Linked DNA regions of Homo sapiens: region 2 is linked to region 1. A link is a loop called in an ENCODE intact Hi-C map of the cell type or tissue named here. Cell type or tissue: PC-3. All regions are shown on one strand.

The links. Hi-C counts contacts between places; a loop is a spot of excess contacts. Peaks named below come from ENCODE experiments on the same cell type or tissue, not always from the same donor. Only the 100,000 strongest peaks of a DNase experiment are listed, where the experiment ranks them.
Region 2: it touches region 1 in a loop (2.5-fold over the local background); 1 of 110 quality-filtered maps calls a loop at or near these places.

Annotation. Positions count from the first base shown.
Region 1 is chr1:223,636,748-223,641,747 of GRCh38, forward strand. The region is part of intron 2 of CAPN8 (calpain 8); the gene reads right to left. Among named protein-coding and RNA genes, the nearest start is that of CAPN8, 26 kb to the right of the region's middle. In PC-3, no CTCF peak of the experiment used is centred here; a DNase peak (open chromatin) is centred at 2,764; H3K4me3 peaks cover 807 bases; H3K27ac peaks cover 1,948 bases.
Region 2 is chr1:223,498,382-223,503,381 of GRCh38, forward strand. No RefSeq gene overlaps it. Among named protein-coding and RNA genes, the nearest start is that of CCDC185, 110 kb to the left of the region's middle. In PC-3, no CTCF peak of the experiment used is centred here; a DNase peak (open chromatin) is centred at 2,350; H3K27ac peaks cover 2,365 bases.

The sequences.
Region 1 (5,000 bases):
ACCTCAGTGTAATTGTATCAAAGGTTATTTGAAAACTCAGACCTTGAGTAGTCGATCACTAGTAAAGCTAAAATTCTTACTGACTGAATTCACCTCAGTGTAATTGTATCAAAGGTTATTTGAAAACTCAGACCTTGAGTAGTCTATCACTAGTAAAGCTTTCTGGGACCCGCTTTCTGTTTCCCCCCTTTTTCTCCCACTTCTGCCTTCTCTGGCTAAAATCAAATTTTGGCATTCAAAGGAAGGCTCTGACTTGCTTCTCAAGTTTGTTCCCCATGCCTCAAGTAGAGCCTCATCTCCCCGACCTTCTGACACTCACCTCTCTGAAGACTTCGCGTATATCATGGTTAGACTCAGGTCTACCTGGATTTGAGAGACTGACTTTTTGACCTCCCACAAGCCATATAATTATACCATTCTTCATTCCCTCCAAATGATACAGATGCCAACCCACTGTGACCAGAGGTAATCTAGACTTTTCTGAACCTGGCAGACAGCAGCTTGACTGGGTCTCCAGTGCCCCCATCCTGCAGCCCTAGCACTATCTGTAGCCACACTCCACCTCTGCCCTTTCCCCCAGCCTAGCCCTGGAGCACAGATGCCTACCAGCCCTGGTAACGCCTGGCTCCAGCTCTGCCATGACTTCTTAGCATCCTCAGTACTCCTGTTTGCTCCTGTCACCTGCTCCCCTGATTCCCATCACCATCCAGCAGCAGCACCTGGGCAGGCTGACCAGGTGGCACATGGGACTGGGGAGTGAATGAGTCAGCCAGGTTCCTACTCCTGAGCACCCTAGCAGGATCCTCTGTTTAAGTTCCCGTCCTCTTAGAATCACTTAGTAAATCTCCCCCATCTTGCACCAGCCTCCAACCCTCCTGGAGTTCCTCTCCCTTCCGGCTTAAGGGGTAGCTCCTGTATGCCATCATCACTCACCAGCACTTGCCAAGCATCACCATGTGCGGGGCCATCTGCAGGACACTGGGACAAGAGAGACCTAAAGATCACCATCTCTGCCCTTGAGAAGGCTACAAACTTAGTAGAGTAGAAATAGCACAGGTTTTGAACTCAGAAATCCTGTGTTCAAAGCCCTGGACCCTTACTTGCCTGCTGAGTGTCTGGCAGCAATCACTTGACTCCTAGGATTCTCAGTTTTCTAATCTGTAAAATGAGTTTGGACCTCACAGTTTATTGTGCAAGATCATCTGATACTGAGCAAAAAGGACTTACTTGTAACAAGCGAAATGTTTAGGGATATCTGTATATATCTCCAGTTGGCCTTCTGTATCCATGGGTACCATATCCATGGGTTCAACCAACTGCAGGTTGAAAATATTTGAAAAAAATGGATGGCTTTGTCTGTACTGAACATGTACAGACTTTTTTCTTATCATGATTCCCTGAATGATACCATATAACAACTATTTACATAACATTTACACTGTATTAAGTATTATAAGTAATCCAGAGGTGATTTAAAGTATATGGGAGGATATGCATGGGCTATCTGCAAATACTACATCATTCATATCAGGGACTTGAGCATCTGTGGATTTTGGTATTCCTGGGGATCCTGGAACCAGTACCCCACAGATACCGAGGGAAGACTGTATGGGGTGTGTGTGTGTGTGTGTATGTGGTCTCCAGTTGGCTAGAGAGGACATCAGGATATAAAAGATATCAAAGATACACATGACTGTATATGTAACAGCAGGTATGATATTTTTAGAGTGCCTCTGGAGTATCTTGTTTAATGTTCCCCCGTGGGTAAGCCAGCTTCTCTCTCCCCGCCTGAGTATAATCTCTCCCAATAAGCAACTGCTTCTTTGCTGATAAGGAACAATTCCCTGGCCTTTCCATATTCAGGACAAAAGAGGACCTTCAGTGCCTCCGGGAATCGTAGGCAGGGGCTTCTGCTGACACCCCAGGCTCTGTGGTCCCTACTCTCCCTCAAACAAACAACATAGAACCGAAGGAAATAATGTCAGGCAGAAGCCCACACACACAGTTAGAACATGAGTCCCTATGCTGGGGCCCTGCTCTGTCCTAATCCATTCACCCCGTTACCACCTGCCTGCGCTGAGTCAGATTTAAAGCACTCGTTCTCTGCACCTTCTTTGAACCTACAAATGTACCTCAGCCTAATGGACCTTGCACATCTGGAAGTTGCCCACAATAAATCCTGCTAATGTAGAATTAAAGTAGGTTAATCTGGCCAGGTGAGGTGGCTCATGCCTGTAATCCCAACACTTTGGGAGGCCAAGGTGGGTGGATCACCTGAGGTCAGGAGTTTGAGACCAGCCTGGCCAACATGGTGGAACCCTGTCTCTATTAAAAATACAAAAATTAGCTGGACGTGGTGGCCCACACCTGTAATCTCAGCTACTCGGGAGGCTGAGGCAGGAGAATTGCTTGAACCTGGGAGGCAGAGGTTGCAGTGAGCCGAGATAGTGCCCCTGCACTCCAACCTGGTTCACAGAGCAAGATTCCATCTCAAAAAATAAAAAAATAAAATAAAATAAAGTAGATTAACAAGATGGCTTTTGGACAGGGTAAGTTCCTAGAAAATGCAGATGAGAAAAAAATGTACTATAGGCTCAGCCCTTCACCCTCCAAGAGTTGAAATCACATAAGCCACACCCTCATCAGTGTATTGCACAAGGAGAGTGCCTTCTGTTACAATCATTTTAATCGGGAAGCCATCAGGCTGGGGAAGCTACACCACTGTAAGTTTTTACCTAAGCAAGCCAAAGCCCAATGCAAACAGTAAAATGAAACTAGAAACTTTACTGATCAGAAACCACAAACTAACCTCTAAAACCAGTCTTTCCACTGTAATCAATCAAATGTGTTGTATTTGTCTTACTTCCATATTCAGCCTCTAAAAGCCCACGCTGCTGCAGTGGAGCTCTCTGAACCTCTTCTGGTTTTGAGGGCTGCCCAAATCATGAATCCTTCTTTGCTCAAATAAACTTTGTCACATTTATTTTGTCTAAAGTTTTTCCTTTAACATTTCCTGTATTTGAATCTGCCTGTGCTTTGCACAAGACAAAGTGGCTATTTAATGCCCATTTGCCAGACAAGTAAAGCTGAGGCCCTGAGTTCAAGTGACCCCCCAAGGCCAGGCAGTGTCAGAGCCAGGACTAGTTCTAGCAAGATGATGAGTTTTCTGCCTTCCTAAATCTTGCAGTGCCATGTGGAAGCTGAAGTAAATACATTCACATCATTTGAAATACATGCCTTAGATCTCTGTACAAAGGTAGCAAGAAATTTCGGGAAGAGTCCCTCCTCCTGTCAACCTACACATAGCTTCTCATCAGCCCCTTTTCATCCTCACTTTCCAATTGCCACAAACCACCCTCTCTCCCCACCCCTTGCTAGCATTTTTTCACCCTCTGACCTACCTCATAAGATAGCATCTCCTTACATTGCAATAACATAAAACAGCCTGACTTCTTAAGAGTTCTTATAAAGATAAAAATGAGATAAGATACGCAAGGTGCCTAGCTTAGGGCCTGCCACATAGAAAGCCCTCAATAAACCTCCTTATTATTCACTGTTATCCCCCAACATACAATTAACCCAAACACCAGGGAACCCAAACAAGTGAATCAACAAATGTTTATTGAGCGTCTACTGCCTATAGGAAAACAAAAACTGAAATGATACCAGGAAGTTGCTGGTGTCCTTCCCTATCCACCCCTCTGTTTGGTATAGGACTCAGGACTGCTATCTCACTCCCACCACCTGCCTTCTTGTCCAGGTTTCCCATCTCAGGCATCAGAGCCACTAGTTTGTCAGTTGCTGAAGCCCAGAAGCCATTCTGATTCCTTTTCCTCACTCCATTCATATCGAATTGCTTCCCAAGTGCTTTTGATTTTATTCCTAAATAGCTCTCAAATCCCATCCTCCTCCCTAACATTGCTGCCATCGCCTCCACTCCCAGTAAGACTATAAAGGACCCTCTTTCTCCAAATAGTCATCATCCAGGAGCAGTAATTAGGAGGTTGCAAAAAGAAGCAAAATTGTCATGATGTGGAAATATTCATGAGTTTTCACCCAACCATCCCTCCCCACCTAACACTAGAAACATTAAAACTACCAACCATGCCAACCTCACATGCAGATACAATGCAAGGTGGTTGCAAAGTAACACTGAACATTTTGCTCAATTCGATGGATTTCATGAAGTTGATGAAAGTAATACTGGAGATCTGCTTCAGTACCACTGACCAAGAAGAAGTTGGCAGAGCTAAAGCATTTGCAGCTGAGGAAGGAAAACTGCTGAGGTTCAAGGCAGGACTGGTCCTTGAAAAGGGAATGGTTTGAGCGTCAAAGTATTGAAGGACGGCCTTGGAGAAACTAATGAACTCTTTGAAAGTTTTCATGATTCTTCCTCAAAACTCAAGCAGGAAGCAAAAAGTGTTGCTTCCTGCTGTCTTGTCATCTTTTCAGCATGAGTTCTCCCTCAAAAAGTCAACAACTGATTCATTCCTTGTTCAAAGAGCTAGCGCAAAACTGCAACTATTACATAAGTATCATGAAATACAAAGTCACATGAAAACTTTTTCATAATTTTTTGTATTATCTTTCAAAGTAAGATACTGATCAAGCCTTTTTTTAAAAAAAAAAAAACTGTTTACTAAGAAATGTGGACCTCCATTTTACTTTCAGTGGTCCCTTTCCAATACCAGTTATCTGCAAATAATGAGGGTTTCCTATCTTGCAATTGTCTCTTCCTGGTGTCTGCACTCTCCACACTGCAGCAAATCTGGCTATAAGCAGCCCTGCTTTAAAATCTTACATGATTCCCCATTGCCCTTAGGAATAAAGTCCAGAATTCTTCACACAGTGCCAGAGCCCTGCGTGATCTGGCCACTGCCTCCCTCTCCACTCTCAGCCTTTGCACTAACTGTTCCCTGTTTGCACCAGTCCTACCACTACTTTGCAAGTCCCCGCCCCAGTGCTATGCACTTCCTAGCCAAAGGACCTTTATTCATCTC
Region 2 (5,000 bases), 140 kb before region 1:
TCTTTCTGGCTTCCCTCACTTTCATGTCAATTTCTCCTGTTAGCATTCACTCACTCACTCACTCACTCACTCACTCACTCACTCACTCACTCACTCACTCACTCAGCAGGCCACCTGCATGAGAATCTTCATCTCAAATCTGCTTCTAAAAAAGCCAACCTAAGACAATTGTGAAGATTAGATGCAATTACATGGGTCAACCAGTGCCTGGCATATGGAAGGTGCTTAGTAAAAGTGAGCTAGTACGGTTATCATTCCTCCAAGAGGCAAGGCTGAATGGAGACCCTAGTGGCCTCAGGCTGTAACGGTATTAACTACACCACCCCTGGGAGAGTTCACTCTCAACATTCATTTGTAATGAATGAATGTAAACCCTCAGCAAGGAGGAAAGAAAAATGTGAAACCTGGGTGTCCATGGACACAACTGGTCTCATGAATAAGCCATCAAGTATGAGTGGTTTAAGGGACTCCAAAGCTCACAACTTTCTAAAGTCACAGCTTGCCCCAAGCCCCCTGCTCTCTTCTGACAAGGTTCCTGAAATGCCTTTAGTGTTGTTAAGACTGGGGTAAGCCGGTAACTGGGATGAGACAGGCAGGGTCAGGATCCTGCCTCTACCACTTACAGAAAGTATGTCCGAGGGCCAGCCACTTGTTCTCCCTGGGCCTCATGTTGAAATGATAGAGGTGGGGCCTCATGGGAGGTGCTTGGACTCTTCGTTCTATGTCTTGGTGCCCTCTTCTCAATAATGAGTGAGTTATCACTCTATTAGTTTAGGCAAGAGCTAGTTGTTTAAAGAGCCTGGCACCTCCTCCCTGCTCTTGCTCCCTCTCTCACCATATGCCACACCTGCTCCCCCTTTGTCTTCACCATGAGTAAAAGCTTTCTGAGGCTTCACCAGAAGCCAAGCAGATGCTGAAGCCATGCCTGTGCAGCCTGCAGAACTGTGAGCCAAATAAAACTATCTTGTTTAAAAATTACCCAGCCTTAGGTATTCCTTTATAGCAACACAAACAGACTAATACAACCCCTACTCAAGATTGGTTCTTTGGAGTTTTGGACATGGCTTTAGAATGAAATGAACCTGGGTTCCACTCTGGGCTCTGCCATCCACAAGAGAAGTGTCAAAATCAAGCTCACATCTTAAGCAGAACAGGGCTTGGTACCAAGGAGTCTCCAGGTAGTACGGGTGGTCTGTACCCTGACCCAGGCTCACACTGTGCTTAAGTACTTTTGCACCATTAAAAGAAGTAGCCACAAATTCATAGTGACAGAAAGTACCACAGTGGTTGCCAGGGGCTGGAGGGAGGGGAAACAGGGAATTGGGGTTTAATGGGTTTCACTTTAGTAAAAATGAAAAAGTTCTGGAAATGAAGGGAGGTCATGATTGGACAACAATGTGAATATAATCAGTACAAGTGAACTGTACGCTTAAAAATGGTTAAGATGGTCAATTTTGTGTTATGTGTATTTTACTATGATTAAAGAGAGGGAAAAAAAAAAAAGAACATAATCTGCCAAAGACAAGGTGGCTGTGATGTGTGACTGTACAGTGGCCCAAAAGGGCATGGCTCAAGGAGCCCTCAAGAGTAGCATCTGAAGCAGCCACTGGGACCAGGCTTGCCACCCTTTCAGAGGGGTGTGAGGTGCAGGGCAAAGGGTCTGTAAAGGCTGGCAGGGAAGTGGGAAGCAGTGGAGAGCCAGGACCAGCCCTGGGCACCCAGAGGGGTTAGGGACCCTGCCACCCCTCCCAGGTTTCCAAACAAGGCCTGTGCCTGCCTGGGCTCTGACAGTCAGCCAACAAACAGGCATTTCCAGGTCTGCACCAGGCCCCGGGGATACAAAGAGGAGTGAGAGTTCCTGCCCTCCCTGGATCCTGCGGGGAAGGCTGACAGATACACCAATCCTGTGTCACGGGAACTGGGGATTGGGGGGAATGATGGGCAGGGGGCATCAGGGTTATCTGAGAAAGCTTCCCAGAGGAGGCGGTCCCTGGCTGAATTGAAGAAATTGCTGGGAGCTTCTCAACAAGAGCATTAGAAGGGAGTTGGGGGCACGAAGTGGGTGCTCATGTCAGGAGAAAAATCCACAAAGGCCTCTCATATGCACTCTGCGCCCTCCTCTCATTTTTCCAGGGTCCTGCTCCCAGCTGTGCAAGCTGCAAGGAAGAACGAGCCCCCTCCTCCAAGGCCTCGACGGTCCACTCAGTCACCCACTTAAGAATTCACCAAATAAGTAATGACTAAGTCTGACTGGGAGAAAATGAAAGCTCTCTTGGAGGGGAAAACAAGTTACTCATGCAACCAAGAGCATATCCTTGGCACCCTCCATGAGTGGAGCCACGGCAGGAGGGGCAGACAGGAACAAACGGTGGCCATGAATCATGCTGTGTGCGAGCTCCTTTGTTTCTAAGGCATGTGGTTTCCAGAGAAACCAGGGAACACTGCCTTCAGGTAAACACGCCCACCACCCATGCTTCTTGGAACAGGCTCTGTCCTCCAGGAGCCCCATTAAAGAGGCCTAGCTGCTTACATTTGTCAGTTGTACTTCCACAGGGGGGATTTCAAGTGCTAGCTGGCCAAGTCATCCAACGGGTGGCAATGGACCTTCTGTTGGCCGGGAGCATCCTACCCCGTGCCAGGTCCCTGGTCCCACTCTGCCCACCACCCTCTCACCCCCAGAAGAAGACTCCTCTGGTTGATGAGTTTGGCAGAAGAGTCTTGGTTTGGTCAGTTCAGCCCTTCTGCTCATGCTGACTCTCCCTCCTCCTCCTCTCCCTCCTCCGCTTCCTCCTCCCCCTTCTCCTCCTTCCCCTCCTCCCCCTCCTCCTTTTCCTTTCCCTCCTCCCTCTCCTCCTCCTCCTTTCCCTCCTACTCCTCCTTCTCCTCCTCCTCTTCCTTCATCTTGCCCTTTCCGATTCACTGTCATCAAGCTTGACTTCCCCAGTAGAGAGTTTTACAGCCATGATAACACAGTCCATCTTCTGGAGCTTAAGGCACTTTTACATATTATCTCATTTGTCTTGGCAGCATCTCTGTAAGGTGAAGACTTGATGCAAATAGTAAAATGGTGAGGGCAGGCTGAGGGGCAAGAGCTATAAAGAGACTTTAGTGGGGTTCAGTGCCAAAGTAGGGAAGGACTGGGGGGTCATGGGACTGATGCTCCCAGAGGACCTACTTAGCCGGGACACGGAGCTCCATGACCCCTTCCAATGAGCCTAGAAATGGGCTGCTTTAAAAACAGGAAACGTGGCCAGACGCGGTGGCTCACGCCTGTAATCCCAGCATTTTGGGAGGCCGAGGCGGGTGGATGACCAGAGATCAGAAGTCCAAGACAAGTCTGGCCAACATGGCGAAACCCCGTCTCTGCTAAAAATACAAAAATTAGCTAGGCATGGTGGTGCGTGCCTATAATCCCAGCTACTAGTGGGGGCTGAGACAGGAGGATGGCTTGAACCTGGGAGATGGAGGTTGCAGTGAGCCAAGATCGTGCCACTGTACTCCAGCCTGGGCAACAGACTGAGACTCCATCTCAAAAAAAAAAAAAAAAAAAAAAACCAAAAATGTGCTGTGGAATCAATGTGAAGGAGGGAATTAACTCTGCCTGGGGCATGCGCTCTGAAATGACAATGTGACATTTTTGCTTCACCTCAAAAGATTAGTAGTATGTTTCTAGAAAGACAGGAATGTGCTGGACAGAGAGGCGCCAATGTGCCTGCTTTTTTGGGCACCTGGTGCTTGATGGGGGCCGTGGCCAGTGAGAGGCCTGGCAGTCAGAAGACGTGCTTGAATGTCAGTCTGCAGGAGAGAGGAGCTGAGGGAGGATTTGAAAAGCAGGGAGGTGGGACCGCAGGTGTGCTTTCTGCTAAGTGATGTGCCAGGAGCCAGCGCTGCCCTGGCCCAGGGAAGAGACAAAGAGGGCCTGCATTAGGTCAGGCTCCTGGGAATGAAGATGAGATTCTTCACAGTTCGATGCTGTGAGCATATCACAGGGTTTAGGACATGGCCCTGCCCACAAGGAGCTTGTAACCTGGGGAAATATGAGCTGTAGACCGTGACCCGTTCAAAGGCAATCAACTTAGAGGGGGTATCCCTGAGTCCAACTGAAATAAAATTTCAGAGAAAGGAAAGATCAAGTATGGGTAAGATAAGTCTAAGAAGTCACATGAGGGAGAGAGGTGAGTGTTAACCAAGGGGGGAAGGAAGGCATTTCTTTCTTTCTTTATTTTATTGAAGGATGCCAAGTTGAAAGGAAAGCATTTAGGCGGACGAAAAGGAGGAAGGGCTTTCAGGGGAATGGGGAAGGGGCTGGAGTGAAGGCCCAGAGTTGGGATCAAGTGAGATCTCTTCTGTCAGCATCACATGTGTCCACAGATGGCCCCTTTTTCCTATCAGCCTGCCCTCTATCACCCCATCTTAACCCACACACCTCCCTCTGTTGATATTTGGTAGAAAATAATGAAAGCCATTTTGTGTGTATGTGTGTGTAATATATACATATTTTAGAGACAGGATCTTGCTCTGTCACCCAGGCTATAGTGTAGTGGCACTATCAAGGCTCGCTGCAGCCTTAACCTCCCAGGCTCAAGCAATCATCCTGATTCAGCCTCCCAAGTAACTGAGACTACAGGCATATGCCACCATGCCCAGCTAATTTTGTTCTTTTTTTTTTTCCTTAGAAACAAAGTCTCACTTTGCCACCCGGGCTAGTCTTGAACTCCTGGTCTCAAGTGATCCTCCTGCCTCCACCTCTGAAAGTGCTGGGATTGCAGGTGTAATTAAGCACTGTGCCTGGCCTGAAAGTCATTATACCACTCATTTTTATTAAAAAAAGTCTACTGTGGTTCCTTTCTCGGTGAAGGAATATGTGACTCATTGGGCATAGAGGGGGCCCAGGTCCCTCAGGAGGAAGATGGAAATTTTGAAAGCCCCCAAACACAAACTTCTACCTGCCTAGTTCTTTCTATCAGCAAATTTAAGCCCCAGCCTTATTTCTCATGCCT